Linked DNA regions of Homo sapiens: region 2 is linked to region 1. A link is a contact called in ENCODE Hi-C data. All regions are on one chromosome and are shown on one strand. Each heading gives the region's core, a stretch centred on a gene start or an enhancer-like site at or near the end of the contact. The rest is flanking DNA. Distances are from core to core; before and after follow the strand shown. Region 1 holds the start of TMEM183A (transmembrane protein 183A). Region 2 overlaps SYT2 (synaptotagmin 2).

Evidence for each region. Hi-C counts contacts between places; a loop is a spot of excess contacts on that map. Pooled maps may share reads with other maps.
Region 2: a loop to region 1 is called in a map of OCI-LY7, with 2.8 times the contacts of the local background. The contact joins the enhancer-like site here to the promoter of TMEM183A in region 1. A Hi-C loop is called at or near these places in 1 of 168 maps with a recorded cell type or tissue (OCI-LY7), 1 of 37 single-sample maps with no recorded cell type and 6 of 50 pooled maps.

Annotation. Positions count from the first base shown.
Region 1 is chr1:203,003,974-203,011,730 of GRCh38, forward strand. It overlaps TMEM183A (transmembrane protein 183A), which reads left to right and starts at 3,401. Exons shown (of 8, transcript NM_138391.6): 1 at 3,401-3,601; 2 at 3,801-3,890; 3 at 4,670-4,837. The coding sequence starts at 3,493. It also overlaps the pseudogene MGAT4FP. RefSeq lists enhancers at 1,204-1,978, 2,620-2,749, 2,753-3,527, 3,528-4,300, a cis regulatory region at 1,730-2,079 and a silencer at 3,460-3,709.
Region 2 is chr1:202,613,176-202,620,932 of GRCh38, forward strand. The region is part of intron 1 of SYT2 (synaptotagmin 2); the gene reads right to left. Among named protein-coding and RNA genes, the nearest start is that of SYT2, 93 kb to the right of the region's middle. Within about 2 kb of position 2,584, at least 13 of the 41 ENCODE cell types and tissues checked have a DNase peak (open chromatin) inside an H3K27ac peak, as active enhancers do.

The sequences.
Region 1 (7,757 bases), core at 2,151-4,650:
AAGCCACTTGCATTTAAACATAATAACAATTTTAGTAACTTTTACTTGTCTTCCTAGCAAGAACTTGTATCTTCTGGTCTGGAGATTAACAGTGCTATTAATTAAAAATTGTTGCTTTTTAATAAAAGGTGGAATGAAAGAGTAGGATCATTTGTTCCACTATATTGGCCCAAGGACTTAAGAGTCTCAGAGGATTTGCTTAAAATCTTCTCAGTCTAGAAATTTTGAAAGATGAAATAAACAGTTTTGAGGCCGGGCGCGGTGGCTCACGCCTGTAATCCCAGCACTTTGGGAGGTCGAGGTGGGTGGATCACAAGGTTAGGAGTTCAAGACCAGCCTGGCCAATTTGGTGAAACCCCGTCTGTACTAAAAATACAAAAAAATTAGCCAGGTGTGGTGGCACATGCCTGTAATCCCAGCTACTCGGGAGGCTGAGGCAGGAGAATTGCTTGAATCCGGGAGGCGGAGGTTGCAGTGAGCTGAGATCGTGCCACTGCACTCCAGCCTGGGTGACAGAGTGAGACTCCGTCTCAAAAAAAAAAAAAAAGAAATAAACAGTTTTGGGAACTAGCATTTCTTTCATCCAATGCATTAAAATAGTAATTATACTGCTGAAAAATGAGACAACATTCTTGTTAAAACCCAAGTTTTTTATAGTGACATTGTAATAGGGTTTATGTTTCTTGTAACTTTGATTTCCTCCAGAATCTGAATGCCTGAGTGTTTTCAACAGGGTGCCACATGAGTAGAAATCTACATCTATGTGAACCTTGTGAAATTTTTATTACACTTTTTTTGGTCTTTTTTTTTTTTTACCTTTTTGTGGAGAATGGGGTCTTGTTGCCCAGGCAGGTCTCAAACTCCTGAGCTCAAGTATTCTCCCGCCTCCACCTCCCTAGGTGCTGGGATTACAAGCGTGAGCCACCATACCCGGCCATGAATTTTTTATTGATAACGTTGTGAAATGAGAAGCCTCAGCACTTACCATCTGCATTTTGAACTGGACTACAAACATGAATTACATATAAATAGAAACCTTATTTGAAAGAATTTTCTTTTGTTAACAGCTTATTAGACATTTGTTTCATGTTGTAACTTTAGATAAATTAAATTTGAATATTTCATAATTGTAATCAATTCTCTTCAGCTTCAATTTTAATTCCTAATTGATTCAAGCCTATTAGCAAGATCCCTGGTGGTAGTCTGTTACATAATGTTAGTAAAAGGCCTGAGGTTTTTCTCCTAACAAACTTGGTGCCAGCTCGTTAGACTGAAAATAAGATACTCTCTGGTAGATCCAGCGGATTGGATGCCTGGGTCCTAAGTTTCCCAAGCCAGGGATTATCACCTTTTAGGAGCTGCAAGGAAGTTAGAAGGATAAAGGAGAATAACTTAGGAAACCAAATAACTTCTTATGTGTCGCGGTGATACTTTTCTTTTTTTTTTAATTTATTTATTTATTTACTTTTCATGCGCGTCTGTGTGAAGAGACCACCAAACAGGCTTTGTGTGAGCAATAAAGCTCTTAATCACCTGGGTGCAGGCGGGCTGAGTCGGAAAAGAGAGTCAGTGAAGGGAGATAAGGGTGGGGCCGTTTTATAGGATTTGGGTAGATAAAGGAAAATTGCAGTCAAAGGGGATTTGTTCTCTGGTGGGCAGGAGTGGGGGTCGCAAGGTGCTCAGTGGGGGAGCTTTTTGAGCCAGGAAAAGGACTTTCACAAGGTAATGTCATCACTTAAGGAAGGACTGGCCATTTTCACTTCTTTTGTGGTGGAATGTCATCAGTTAAGGCGGGGCAGGGCATTTTCACTTTTGTGATTCTTCAGTTACTTCAGGCCATCTGGGCGTACACGTGCAAGTCACCAGGGATGCGGTGGCGTGGCTTGGGCTCAGAGGCCTGATAATACTAGCCCAGGGTCCTGCTCCCTTACAGTTCTGTAATCTTCACTCAGTGACTCGCTTCTGTCTCAATACAAAGGAAAGACGTTATTTTTTCTTTTTCTCCTTTTTTTTTTTTTGAGGCAGGGTATCGCTCTGTAGCCCAGGCTGGAGTGCAGTGGCGCAATCATGGCCCACTGCAGCCTTGACCTCCTGGACTCAAGTGACCTTCCTGCCTCTGCGATAGTTTTTCATGGATGCTTCTAGTAGTTTTTTGGAGGTATGGTGTGTTAGGAACAAACTGCCCCAAAAAGCTTCTTGGTACTGCCGACACTTCCCCCAAACCTCTCCGTGCTGCTCACTCCTCCCCCTAATGCTCTGCAACTCTTCTCCTTCCCCCAAGCCTCTTTACACTTCTAAGTCCTTATGAAGCCAGCAGACTTCACTTATCAGACCTTGCTGCAATAAACAAACCCCAATTACAAATCATCCGGACCGCACAGGGGAAGGTGATGGGAAGCATAAACAAACTTTACCTACACCCTCCTGTAATAAACGTCACAAGCTAATATGTGGCAAAATTAACCAGCAAACAACCCCAGGGTCTCTCTCCCCCATATAAACCCCTCATTTTGTAAGCTCAGGGGTGCCTCCTCTGTCTGTGGTGGAGCAGCCGTCAGGTTAATAAACTTCCTCGGCTGACCTTGGGTCTCTCTTTCGTCCTTTCTCTCGGCTAACCTTATATGGTGATAGATTGGAAACTTTTTTTTTTTTGAGACGGAGTCTTGCTCTGTCGCCCAGGCTGGAGTGCAGTGACCCGATCTCAGCTCACTGCAAGCTCCGCCTCCCGGGTTCATGCCATTCTTCCGCCTCAGCCTCCCGAGTAGCTGGGACTACAGGCGCCCGCCACCACGCCCGGCTAATATTTTGTATTTTTAGTAGAGACGGGGTTTCACCGTGTTAGCCAGGATGGTCTCGATCTCCTGACCTCGTGATCCGCCCGCCTCGGCCTTCCAAAGTACTGGGATTAGGGGCGTGAGCCACCGCGCCCGGCCGATTGGAAGCTTTTAAGAACTCCTTCTCCTATTTTGAGAATTCAGAAATTTATTTATAGCTTTCGTAAAATAGAGTGAAGACTCTTACAGACCTATGTTAGACTAGCAGGCGCTCAGTCTCTGTGGTCCGAGATAGAGCACGAAGATGACAGTGTATATGCATTTTGGTGCTGAAGTGGACCTGGAGTGTGGACAGAGGAGTTACTAAGAAGAATCCCGGAGACCAGGATGTAAACTCTCAATTCTAATCAACACAGGTGTGGGCTATGGTTCTGAGACACCATTCATCTCACACGAGGTACGGCGATACGCGACACCACCCAGTACAACAGCTCTCTCTCCACCTGGAACCCGGACCCAGCTTGATTCGCGGGTGCCGGATGATGACGTATCCTTGCACCTGGCGATGATTGGTTCGCGTGGAGAGGCGTCGTCCGACAACGCGACTCGGAACCCGGACCTATGTTCTCGCGAGAGTTAGCGGCCTCCGGTGTGGGATGGCCGCGGAGCCGGGCGGAGCTGGCTTGCGGCTCCCGGGGCCGGCTCTCCGGCCGGAGACATGGCCCGGGGGCCCGGCCCGCTAGGCAGGCCTCGCCCCGATACGGTCGCCATGCCCAAGAGAGGAAAGCGACTCAAGTTCCGGGCCCACGACGCCTGCTCCGGCCGAGGTGGGCGAGGGGGGCAGGGGCGCTGAAACATTTTGGGGGCTGGCGGCTGGGAGGGGGCTGGACCGTGCCGAGGTGAGCGCTCGCGTGCCCGCGGCTGGAGGGCGGCTCGGTCCGGGGGCCTGCAGCGAGGAGGAGGTGTTGGCGGGGAAGACGCTGACGAGAGAAGGCCTCTTCCTTGAGGGTTGGTGCTGTGTTGCAGTGACCGTGGCGGATTACGCCAACTCGGATCCGGCGGTCGTGAGGTCTGGACGAGTCAAGAAAGCCGTAGCCAACGCTGTTCAGCAGGAAGGTAAGCTTTGCGCGAGCCTTTAAAGACTCATGCCGCGAAGACAGAACTAGGTATTTTATTTCTGTTTTTCTTGCAGTCCTTTAGTCGTCTTCCTGTAACCGTGTTTGCTTTCGTTAGTGTTAACTTACATATTGGGGTGGAGGAGGATTAGTCAAGAGTAGCAGTTTCTGTAGCAGAAATATTTTCTTTCTTTCTTTGCATTTAAAAACATGTTTGCATACTTTTTAGTTTCCACTGCATTCTTCTTGGTTATTAATCTCTTTGCTGTAGTTCACATGTTTTACTCTGCAGTTTGCTTCCTTGTTTAATAACCTTGGAGTGTTCTTTTCCTTTTCTGGTGTTTCTCTTGCTTTCAGTCTGTTTACTCATGGGTCTGAGACTTGTGTTTTATGACACCTACTGCCTCCAGCTCAGGACCAGGATTAAATTGGATTCAATTTGTCTCAAACATTTCTCTGTAGACCTTATGAGAATACAAATCAGCTTTTATCCTGCAGGGTTTATAGTGGAAAAATTGTACACACCTTTTTTCTTCAGGGCTGAAAAAAGGAGTTTCTGCAACTTTGGAGTCAGTTTGCCCATTGCTTTCCTTTTTTTTTTTTTTTTTTGTATTTAAAATACTAAAATCTTTATTTTTTTTGGTGACAGATTCTCACCTTTCTCTCTCAACGATGTTTTTTTTCCCCCCTTTCCTGAATGGATGCTGATACCTTGGCTAAGTTGTTTGTATTTCTGGGTGGAGCTGTGTGCCATCTCATTCTCCTTTTATTTTCTTCTAGTAAAATCTCTTTGTGGCTTGGAAGCCTCTCAGGTTCCTGCAGAGGAAGCTCTTTCTGGGGCTGGTGAGCCCTGTGACATCATCGACAGCAGTGATGAGATGGATGCCCAGGAGGAAAGCATCCATGAGAGAACTGTCTCCAGAAAAAAGAAAAGCAAGAGACACAAAGGTATGGAGCTTGTTCTCTTTTGGTTTATTAGACCTGCCTGTGGTGACAAATTGAAGATGTTACTTTCCCAGTAGCACAGGAGGAGATATAAGACGTGATACCAGGAGAGTTTAAAGAAAACTTGGCTCTCCCTAAGAACCTTGGTAGTGGGCCGGGATTTAATACACCTGGGCTTTCTTTTTTCTTTTGTCTGAATTCGAGAGGGAAAGAGATTAGTACGTGTTAGTAGAGTTCTGGAGCTGTGAACTGGACTCTAGTAGCCCTTCATTGAGAACATGTTATTATCAGGTAAAAACCCATAAGGCAATGTGAAAATAAAAGGCCTTTGCATTTCTGGATTTCTGAATGTGTAAGGAAGCAGAGATGTAACCAAAAAATGTTTTCCAAAGTATGTGGATTTTACGTTAACTAGTTTTGTTACACACAAACATAGACATTATCGTGGGCTTTTAAGTGCTCTGCAATTAGTAATGTCTGCTTTATGTCTAATAAGTATTGTGGGAAATAGAAAAGTAGGTGATTTTTTTATATCCTAATGGCAATGAAATGTACACAAATGAAACAAAGAATAATAAACTGATGATAATATAACGTGCCAAACCATCATTCAGATTCTGGGTTTTCCTTCAGACTTAATGAGTCAGAATCTCTTGGGGTGGAACTCAGAATTTTTATTTATTTATTTTTTTGAGACAGGGTTTTGGTCTCTTGCCTGGGCTGGAGTGTAGTGGAAAGATCATGGCACACTGCAGCCTTGACTTCCCAGGCTTAAGCGATCCCCCCATCTTAGCCTTTTGAGTAGCTGGGACTACAGGTGCTATGCCATCATGCCTGCTAATTTTTTCTATTTTTTGTAGAGACAGGGGTCTCACTATGTTGCCTAGGCTAGATTTGAGCTCCTGGGCTCAAGCAGTCCACCCACCTTGGCCTCCCAAAGTGCTGAGATTACAGGCATAAGCTACCATGCTTAGCCCAGAATTTTTAAAGCTAAAGTGGTTCTGATGATCAGCTACGTTTAGGTGAAAGCCGATAAATAATGGTGAGGCCAGGCATGGTGGCTCACGCTTGTAATCCCAACACTTTGGGAGGCTGAGGTGGGCAGATCACAAGGTCAGGAGTTCGAGACCATCCTGGCCATTATGGTGAAACCCTGTCTTTACTAAAAATACAAAAATTAGCTGGGCGTGGTGGTGTGCACCTGTAGTCCCAGCTACCAGGGAGGCTGAGGCAGGAGAATCGCTTGAACCTGGGAGGCGAAGGTAGCAGTGAGCCGAGATTGCATTGCACCACCACATCTCCAGCCTGGTGACAGAGCAAGACTCTGTCTCAAAAAAAAAAAGAAAAAAATAATAGTAAATGATGTATGTATTTTTGGTCTCAGATTTACCAGCACTTTCACCTGTACCTGAGAATCAGATAATAGATATTTTTATTTGTTAAAGTATATTGAAGTAATAAGTTAATGAAATTAATGGTATGATTGCTTTGGAATTATTCTAGTTATTGTTAGTCATATCCCTCTTTTTCAGGATCCCAAAATTAAAACAGGTCGAGCATTCCAAATCTGAAAAGCTCCAAAATTTGAAATTTTTGGAGCAATGACATGATGCTGAAAGGAAATGCTTATTGGAGCACTTTGGATTTCTGATTTTCGATTAGGGCTGCTCGACCAATAAGTACGGTCAAGATATTCCAAAATGCGGGAAAAGCCAAAATCTGAAACACCACTGGTCCTGAGCATTTCTGATAAGGGATACTCAACCAGTATTGACATTCTTCATACTTCTTTGTCCTTAATTTTTCACTTGAAATCGCTACTTATCACCATTCTATTAGGGATTTATCTTCTTGTTGTTTTGGACTTGTTCCACAGAATGGCTTTGACTTAAAACAAAAAATTGAGATAAAATTTATTCCTTTAAAGTGTACAATTCAGTGGTTTTAGCATATTCACAGAGTTGTGCAACCATCAACATGGTCTAAGTTTAGAACATTTCCATTACTCTAAAAAGAAACCCCATACTTATTAGCATCCCTTCTCATTCCAAACCCTCCTCCAGCCCTTGGAAACCACTAATCTACTTTCTGTCTCTACAGACTTACCTATTCTGACATTTCATGTAAATGGAATCATACAATATATAGTCTTTTGCATGTAGCTTCTTTCATTTAGCATAATGTTTTCAAGGTTCATCCATACTATGCATGTATCAGTATCTCATTCTTTTTTATTCCTTTTTATTTGGCTGCTATGAATAATGCTGCTGTGAACATTCATGGACAAGTTTTTCTGTGGACATAGGTTTTTTTAGTTTTGGTTAGATAGGAGTGAAATTGCTGGATTATACAGAAACTCTATGTTTAACTTTTGGAGGAATTGCCAAACTGTTTTCCAAAGTGTGTGCATCGTTTTATATTTCCACCAGCAGTGTATAAGAGTTCCAGTTTCTCTACATCCTTATCAACACTTGTTATTGTCTGACTTTTAAAATTATAATGGATGTGGATTGGTATCTATCTCCTTGTGGTTTTGATTTGCATTTCCCTGATGGCTAATGATATTTGCCCATTTTTAAATTGGGTTATCTTCTTCTTATTATTTTTTTATTTTTTGAGATGGAGTTTCACTCTTGTTGACCAGGCTGGAGTGCAATGTCGTGATTTCGGCTCACTGCAACCTCTGCCTCCCGGGTTCAAGCGATTCTCCTACCTCAGCCTCCCGAGTAGCTGGGATTACAGGCATGCACCACCACGCACAGCTAATTTTTTGTAATTTTTAATAGAGATGGGATTTCTCCATATTGGTCAGGCTGGTCTCGAACTCCAGACCTCCGGTGATCCACCTGCCTCGGCCTCCCAAAGTGTTGGGTTTACAGGTGTGAGCCACCGCACCCGGCTATCTTTTTATTATTGAATTGTA
Region 2 (7,757 bases), core at 1,334-3,833, 390 kb before region 1:
GCTCAAGCAATTCTCATGCCTCAACCTCTCTAGTAGCTGGGATTATAGGCATGTGCCACCATGCCCGGCTAATTTTTGTATTTTTAGTAGAGACGGGGTTCCACCATGTTGGCCAGGCTGGTCTTGAACTCCTGACCTCAGGTGATCCGCCTGCCTCCACCTCCCGAAGTGCTGGGATTACAGGCATCAGCCACCGCGTTCAGCCTGAAATCATTTGTTCTAATAATTTGTGTGTGTGTGCATGTGTGTGTGTGCTGGTGGAGTCCTTAGGATTTTCTATATATAGAATCATGCAAATGAAGATAGTTTTCCATTTTCTTTTTCTTCCCTAATTGCCGTGGCTAGAACTTCCAGTCCACTGTTGAACAGAAGTGGTGACAGTGGGAATTCTTGTCTTTTTCCTGATCTTTGGGGGAAAATCTTTCAATCTTTCTTCATTTAATATAATGTAAGCTGTGGGCTTTTTGTAGATGCCATTTATCAGTTGAGCCTAGCTCCTCCATTCTACCCTTGCCGCTGGATTGGCAGTCCTCCTCCCCTTTCTGCAGACAGCTCCCCACAGCCGGTCCACGGTCCCTGCAGCACCCCACCCTCTCACTCTCCACTGCAGGGCAGGCAGGAGGCAGCACAGGCTGGGGGAAGAGGCTGAATGTAGTCCCAAGAATGCCAACCACTTGTCATTTGACTCCAAAAATCCCTTTGTGAAACTTGATTTCTTCAATATAAAATTGTGGAAAATAATACCTACTTTTCAGAACTGCCGTGAAAATTTTAAAAATAAATTTGGTTGTGTCTGGCACATAGAGGGCATTCAATAAATGTGGGTTGGATGTGAATCTGAGAAGTGTTCATTGAACCTTATCTGAGGCACCTGGAAGTGGCCCTGGCACCGTAGAGGGACCCAAGGTTCATGGTGGATGCAGGCCTTCTCTCCAGACTGACCGTCCAGAAATGGTCCTGTAGCAAAGTAAAGCTGCTTGGTGTCAAATAAACCAGCCAGGAATGAAGACGCTTAATGCTCCTGAGGTTCAGGGAATCTGCAGGCCAGGAATGAAGGGGGAGAACTGCATCTCAGGAGTGTTGGAGTCCCAGAAAAGGAGATTAGACTTCCCTCTATACCCAGCAGGAACCACTGAAGGGTGCTGAGCAGTTATAAGTGGGGTTTGTGAAGTTAGCTCCATGGGGAGTGGAGCAGGGAGGTTGGTTCCACAGACCAGAAATGGTAAAGACCTGCACTAGGATGGGAAGGTAAGGAATGGAGTAGAGAGAACAGATGTGAGAGACACATTCATTCATTCACTCACTCACTCAAGTATTTACTGAGCTCATATCATGCTTCCCTCATGGAATTTACCATGCACTTCACATAAGTGCATATAAAATTGTAATTATGAGAAGTGCAAGAAAGGAGAGCCATCTGGTGGTGGTGAGCATTTATAATGGGGCATACGTGAATTAATCTGGGAAAGCAAAAGTGCTTTCTTGAAAAATTGATGATTGAACTGAGACCTGAAGGGTGAGTATTTATCCAGGTAAAGAGGAGATGAAAGGGCAGCCTAGGCAGAGAGCACAGCCTATGCAAAGGCCCAGAGGTGGGATGCAGTGTGGTGAGTCCAAAGCCTGAGAGAAGGCCAGGGCAGCTGGAGTGGATGGATCACGGTTCAGGGTGAGGCTGGCAGGCCGGGCAGGGCAGGATCAGGAGCACCATAGGCCGCGTCAAGGAGTTTTGTCTTTCCCAAAGAGGAATGAGAAGCTGTGGGAGGCCTTTTAGGGTGGGGGCAGGGGTAACATGTACAAATGTATATTTTAAAAGTTTCGCTTTGGCTGTCGTGAGTAAAAAGACTAGGGTGGAGCATAACTCCAGAGGAAAGCGGGGAAAGAGTTGAAAACAGCCAATAACAAATGTCATCCCCGAGCTCTTATGAAAGACAGACGGCATTCCCGGGGAATCCACCAGAGGAAAATGACTTAGAGCTGCAGAGAGGGAATGTGGGGAGTCCATGAAGCAGCAGCAGCAGATTGGAAGCTTTTCCAGACTCCAACAAAACCAGGAGGCCATAGCTGCCCAGACAGCAAGGGAATAGAAGATGCCTGAGGAGGCTCATGTCAAAGGCAGGCATGGGCAGTGGGCCCAGAGAGTGGATGGGGTGGATTCAGGGCCCGTCTCTCAGTTATGCACCCAGTACATGGCACCAGGTGCTGAGACCAGAAGCCTTGGGGTCATCCTTCCCATCCATGTGGGGTCACCCCCCCACATCCCAGGTGTCTGCAAACTCATCAACCACCCACAATGCCTTCCAAATCTGGCCACTTTCCACCCTCCAGCTGGAGTACCACAGTAGCCTCCTATCTGGAAGCTTCCACTCCCCTCCACTCAGCCTGATCTCCACACTGCAGCCAGACTGATCTATTTAAAACCCTCCTGTGGCTTCTTGTCACATTTAGAATAAGATCCCTGCCTGGCCTGGCCCCTGGCTGGCTCCCACAGGCATTTCCTGTCCTTGCTCTCAGTCACGCAGTTCCTGCCATGCTGGCCTCTTGCCACCAGCCACAAACCCACCAAACAGACCCCCATCCCACAGTCTTGGCACTTACTCTCCCTCAGCCTAGAATGCTCTTCCTGGAGAAGTCTCCCTGACCTCCCTGGGCCACCATCAGCCCCTCTAGTCTTCTTTTCCCACCATGGTCCGTGGTGCCTACAACTTGTTCGCAATTCCCCACACTCCCTTGGCATTTCTGTGGTATTCACCTGGCAAAGCGCCAGCCCTGGAGAAATCCCACTGACAGCTTTCTCCTTCTCCATGGCTACCCCCGACTGCTGAGCCCCCTGGTGAAAATCCCCCCACAGTACAAGGGCAGCCTGTATCCCATCAATCCCCAGGATCACCCAGGCCCTCTGCACTGCACAGAAACTGCAGGAAACGCCTCCCCACCAGCTTCGCCTCCTCCTCCAGTTTCCGCAGGCCTGTGGCTCCCTCACACCCCTCCTCTCTCTTTGCTGTTATTTTAAAGAAAAGCAGAAGCGAGAAATCTCTCAAAATGTCCCAACCTTGGGTCAAACCACAGACCTTTCCTCCTGACCCCTTGTGAGTTGAGGGCTTTTCCTCTGGTTAAGCCAGTTCCCGTTCCTGCGCAGGATCCCTCCTGACTTCTCAGGAAGTCTTTGCCATCCCTGCCCTTTCTTGTGCCTAACATTTCCCCCTTCCCTCAGCTGAGGCTGGACCAGTCCAGTTTATCACATCACCCACCAAAAATGAGCCCCACCTGCTGCCTTGTTCTCCCCTTCGTGACCACGCACACACACTTGCACACACATACACATATGCACACACATATACACACGTGCACACACACGCACACATGGTCCCCATTTCGTCACGTCCACCTCACTCGTCAGCCCCTCCATTGTGGCTTCTGCCCCATCCCTCTGCTGAAGTAGCTCTTTGTAAAGTCATGGATGATGAACACAAGGTCACTAAACCCAGGGCGCATTTTCATTTTCCTTGAGCTGGACCCCTGAGCTGTGGTCAGCTGGCCGCTGCCTGCTTTTGTCATAACTGTGACTACTCCTCCTTCGGTTGCCTCAGGCTTGCACTTGAGGTCCTTCCCTTCTCAGCCATGGTGTCTCCCTGCGTGGTTCCTTCTGCACCCAGGCATCAGTGCCATCCTCTTCTGTCAGAGTCAAGCCACTTCCGAGCTCCAGGCCCACAGGTCAACTGGCCCCCGACATAGCTGCCTGATCTTCTGGGTCTCCTCTTGCTCGCCTCCAGTCAGTTCCGTATTTGCCACCAAGGCAATCTTCATAAAATGCAAAGCCAGTCATGTCGCCAAAAATGAAAAGCCATCCCAGGGAGACAGGCCGAAAGCCCTAGCGTGGCCTACAGCCCCTCATGCTCTCCATCCAGCAGCACCTCAGCTTTCCCTCCCTGGGTTGCTAACACCAGCCTACACTCCTTCTTTTGTTTCCCCTAATACACTGTATTACCCTCTTCGGGGCCTTTGTATATGCTGTGCCCCCTTCAAGGAGCCAAAGCCTATGATACAGTTTGGATCTGTGTCCCTGCCCAAATCTCATGTCAAATTGTAATCCCTGATGTTGGAGGTGGGGCCTGGTGAGAGGTGATTGGATCACAGGGTCAGATCTAGTGATAGTGAGTTCTCATGAGACTGGTCATTTAAAAGTGTGTAGCACCCCCCAACCCCCACTCCCTCGCCTCTTCCTCCTGCTCTGGCCATGTGAAGTGCTGGCTCCCTCTTCACCTCCCCCCATGATTGTAAGTTTCCTGAGGCCTCTCCAGAAGCCGAGCAGATGCCAGCATCATGCTTTCTGTACAGCCTGTGGAACTTCGAGCCAATTAAACCTCTTTTCTTTATAAATTGCCCAGTCTTAGGTTTTTCTTTATAGCAGTGCAAGATCAGACTAATACAGTCTACACATCTTTCTCAGCTCAAACAGTACTTCCAAGAACGCCTTCCTCCCCACACCCATGGCTCCCTCCTCCCCTACCCCCGCATCAAGGCCTCAACCACCTGCTTTCCCAGCTCTCCATTCTCATCCCCATGGTACTCATGCAGCTTGTGACTGTATAAGCAGCCACCTCATTGGTCTTACTCACTGCTGTTGCTCTAGTGCAGGCATTGGCCAACGGCAGTCCAGGGGCTAAATCCAGTCCCCCACCTAATTTTTGTAAATAAAATTTTGTTGGGACGCTCACTTGTTTACGCATTTTTTGTTGTTGTTGTTGTTGAGATGGAGTCTCGCTGTCTGCCAGGCTGGAGTGCAGTGGCACGATCTTGGCTCACTGCAACCTCTGCCTCCCAGGTTCAAGCAATTCTCCTGCCTCAGTCTCCCAAGTAGCTGGGATTACAGGTGCCCACCACACGCCTGGCTAATTTGTTGTAGTTTTGTAGAGACGGGGTTTCACCATGTTGGCCAGGCTGGTCTCGAACTCCTGACCTCAAGTAATCTGCCCACATTCAATAAATATGTGGGTCTGTAAATGATCAAGCAGGACAGACTTTGAGATTGGGTCACATTATGTCATTTCACAGAAGACACTGAATTCTGTGGGGAAGTGGCCTTCCCAGGGTCCCCCCGTGCAGTACAGGCTGGCTCTGGGCCCAGGGCTCTTTCCACAAACCATGTTAAGACTCAGTTGTCATCAGGCTATATCCAGGGACACCCACCCAAGCATAGATTGGGAAGGAACCAAGGTCTGGTGTGAGTGTGTGTGTGTGTGTGTGTGTGTGTGTGTACAGCGAGACCCCAAAGCTGGCATGGGAAGTGGGGGCATTGCACACAGCTTTGGGAACTGCCCACCCTTCCTCTCCTCTTGCAGCAGGCCTGGGACCATAGAGAGTCAGACGCACCCCCTTATGAGTCATTTCACCTCGGGTGGTTTCTTTCACCTCTCTGAGTGTCAGACTTCTTAACTATTTGAATGCAGCTTTTATTCCTAAACCCTCGAGTTGAGGCTGGGATTAAATGAGATGTTGCATGGGTAGAGACCGCATGTCCTTCCCACAGCCCACATCTGCTCAGCATGTAGAGAACCACTGCTTATTTTTCCAAGGCTGCCCTTCGGTTGCATTTCCATTTTCCCTGGGAGACACGCCAGTAGCTGAGAGACCAAGATTCCCTCAGCTGACTCTCCTTCTGATGTGACCCCCTGTCACCTGGCTCTGCTGTCCCTTCTAGAGTCAGAGAAAAAAAATGTAAAAAGAAGGAAAACAGCAGGAGCCCTTTCATACCCTGCATGCCACCCAAGACTCCTGGAGGCCTGGAGAAGTGAAGCCAGTTGTCCAAGGTCGCACAGGCATTTGGTGGAGGAAGAATCTAAATCCCTGGACCCCTAGTCCAGTGCTTCCTTCCACAGCCCAGCAGCCTCCTCCGCCTCCAGGACTATTTCCCCCACTCTAGGAGGCAGGGCTCCTATGGCTGGGGAGGAATGGCGGCGAGAACGGTGTGAGGGAGAGCCAAATTATCGGGAACTCACAGCTGCCTCGCCTCCCGCATGGCTGGGAGCTGCAGTCCCGGGGAGAGCAGCCAGCTGGAAGACTTGAGGATGATAAATGGATCAGGGTGCCAGGGCTCCCAGGACAGAGTGAACTCCTCTGTCTGGTCAGAATCACCCGAGCAGGAAAGCATGAAATGGCGCCATTAGGTGAAGGCTGCAGCTGCCCGGAGAGGGAGGCTGGGGGTGGGGAGAGATGCCTGCTCCCAGCCTGCTGGGCCACAGGTCAAGGTCTGAAGAGGTAGGGGTCTGGGAGGCCCCAACAAGGGAGAAGACACACAAGGGAAGGGACTGAGGAAGGGTCTCTCAGGCTTGGCCTGCATCAAGACCCCCTGGGGAATTTGTTAAAATGCAGACCCTCTGCCATTGCACCCTGTCTCCCAGAGCCTAACTCAGAAAACTCAGTGGACTGGAATGTGCCCAGGGATCTGCATTGTAACAACATCCCCATTTCCTCTGATGCAGGTGATCTGGGCACCACACTTTGAAAAAATGAGGTTCTAAGTAATTCAGAAAGACTTGCCAGAGAGGTCAAAGTCCAAGCCCGGTTGCTGGAAGTAAAATAAGCCTCAAAGGCACTGCAGACCTGGAGGGCATCAGAGCAGGGCAGGCAGGAGGACATTGGTGGCAACAACAGGTTCAATCACCATAGCTCTGTTTGATGAGCGCACAGATGTTCTCATCTAACCCACCTGGGAAGAGGGCACAATTACCAGCATCATTTCAAAGGCAAGGCAAATTCTGCTCAGACAGGTAGTAAGTGACCTGCCCAAGGTCACACAGTTGATCAGAGTAAAGATCCGGGTCTAAATTTGACTGAGGCCAGGTCTCCTGCTCAGGAGCAAGGTAGGGGGCCCAGTCCTCAGGGAAAGCTCAGGAAGGGGGAGTCTCCAATAGTGGGAAATGATGCTGGAGAAGCAGGGGTAGACCAGAAACAAGGTCACTAAACAGAATCCACGCAGGAATTCCCTTCTCTCCCTGGTCCACTGGCCGCTGTCCTTCTGTCTGCCCAGGATGGCCACTTGGCCCCTGTGACAGTGTCAGTCCCAAGCACTCAGGCCTCTGCAAGTGGCCCCAGGGCTGGGAGCAATGGGTCCAGGAGGAACCATGCTTGGCATGCATGTCCCTGCACAGACCCTAAAACATGCTGGGGTCTTGGAGTACTAGTTAACTGCCTCTGGCCCCCTTTGCTAGGGAGAACAGCCACACTTGGCCTGGGGTGAGTTAGGAGTTGGGGAGCAGGTGACAACCTGGTTGGCTTATCCTTTATCTTATCCTTTTTTTTTTTCTATCATGTAGAGAGCTGTCAGGGCAGAAAGCAGGACTTCAGGTGAGTATCAAAAAGAATGCTCTCAACAGAGAGCCTAGGGATACGCCGGGATGGGGAGTGCAGGGGGAAGGGGCCACCATCTCTCCCCCTGTTATAAGCCCTCTTATAACAAGCAGAAACAACATGTCTAGAGGCTCTCTCTTTCCTTAACTCCAAATGCCCAGATATGCTCAGAGCTCAGCCACAGTTCTTGTACCTAAACTAAAGGGAGACTTGATTGACAATCAAGTTGAGTAGGAGGGAAGGGGAGCTAGGCTGGAGGAGGAAGGTGGGGTGAGACGACCTCGCACACTCACACTCACACTCTCAGTAGTTCTGGGATGTTCTGCTTTGAGGGTCTTCACTCAGCCCATGGTCAGCCTACATGGGAGAATCACAGAAGGCCCAGATGCCCTGGAGCTTTGCTCTGTGTG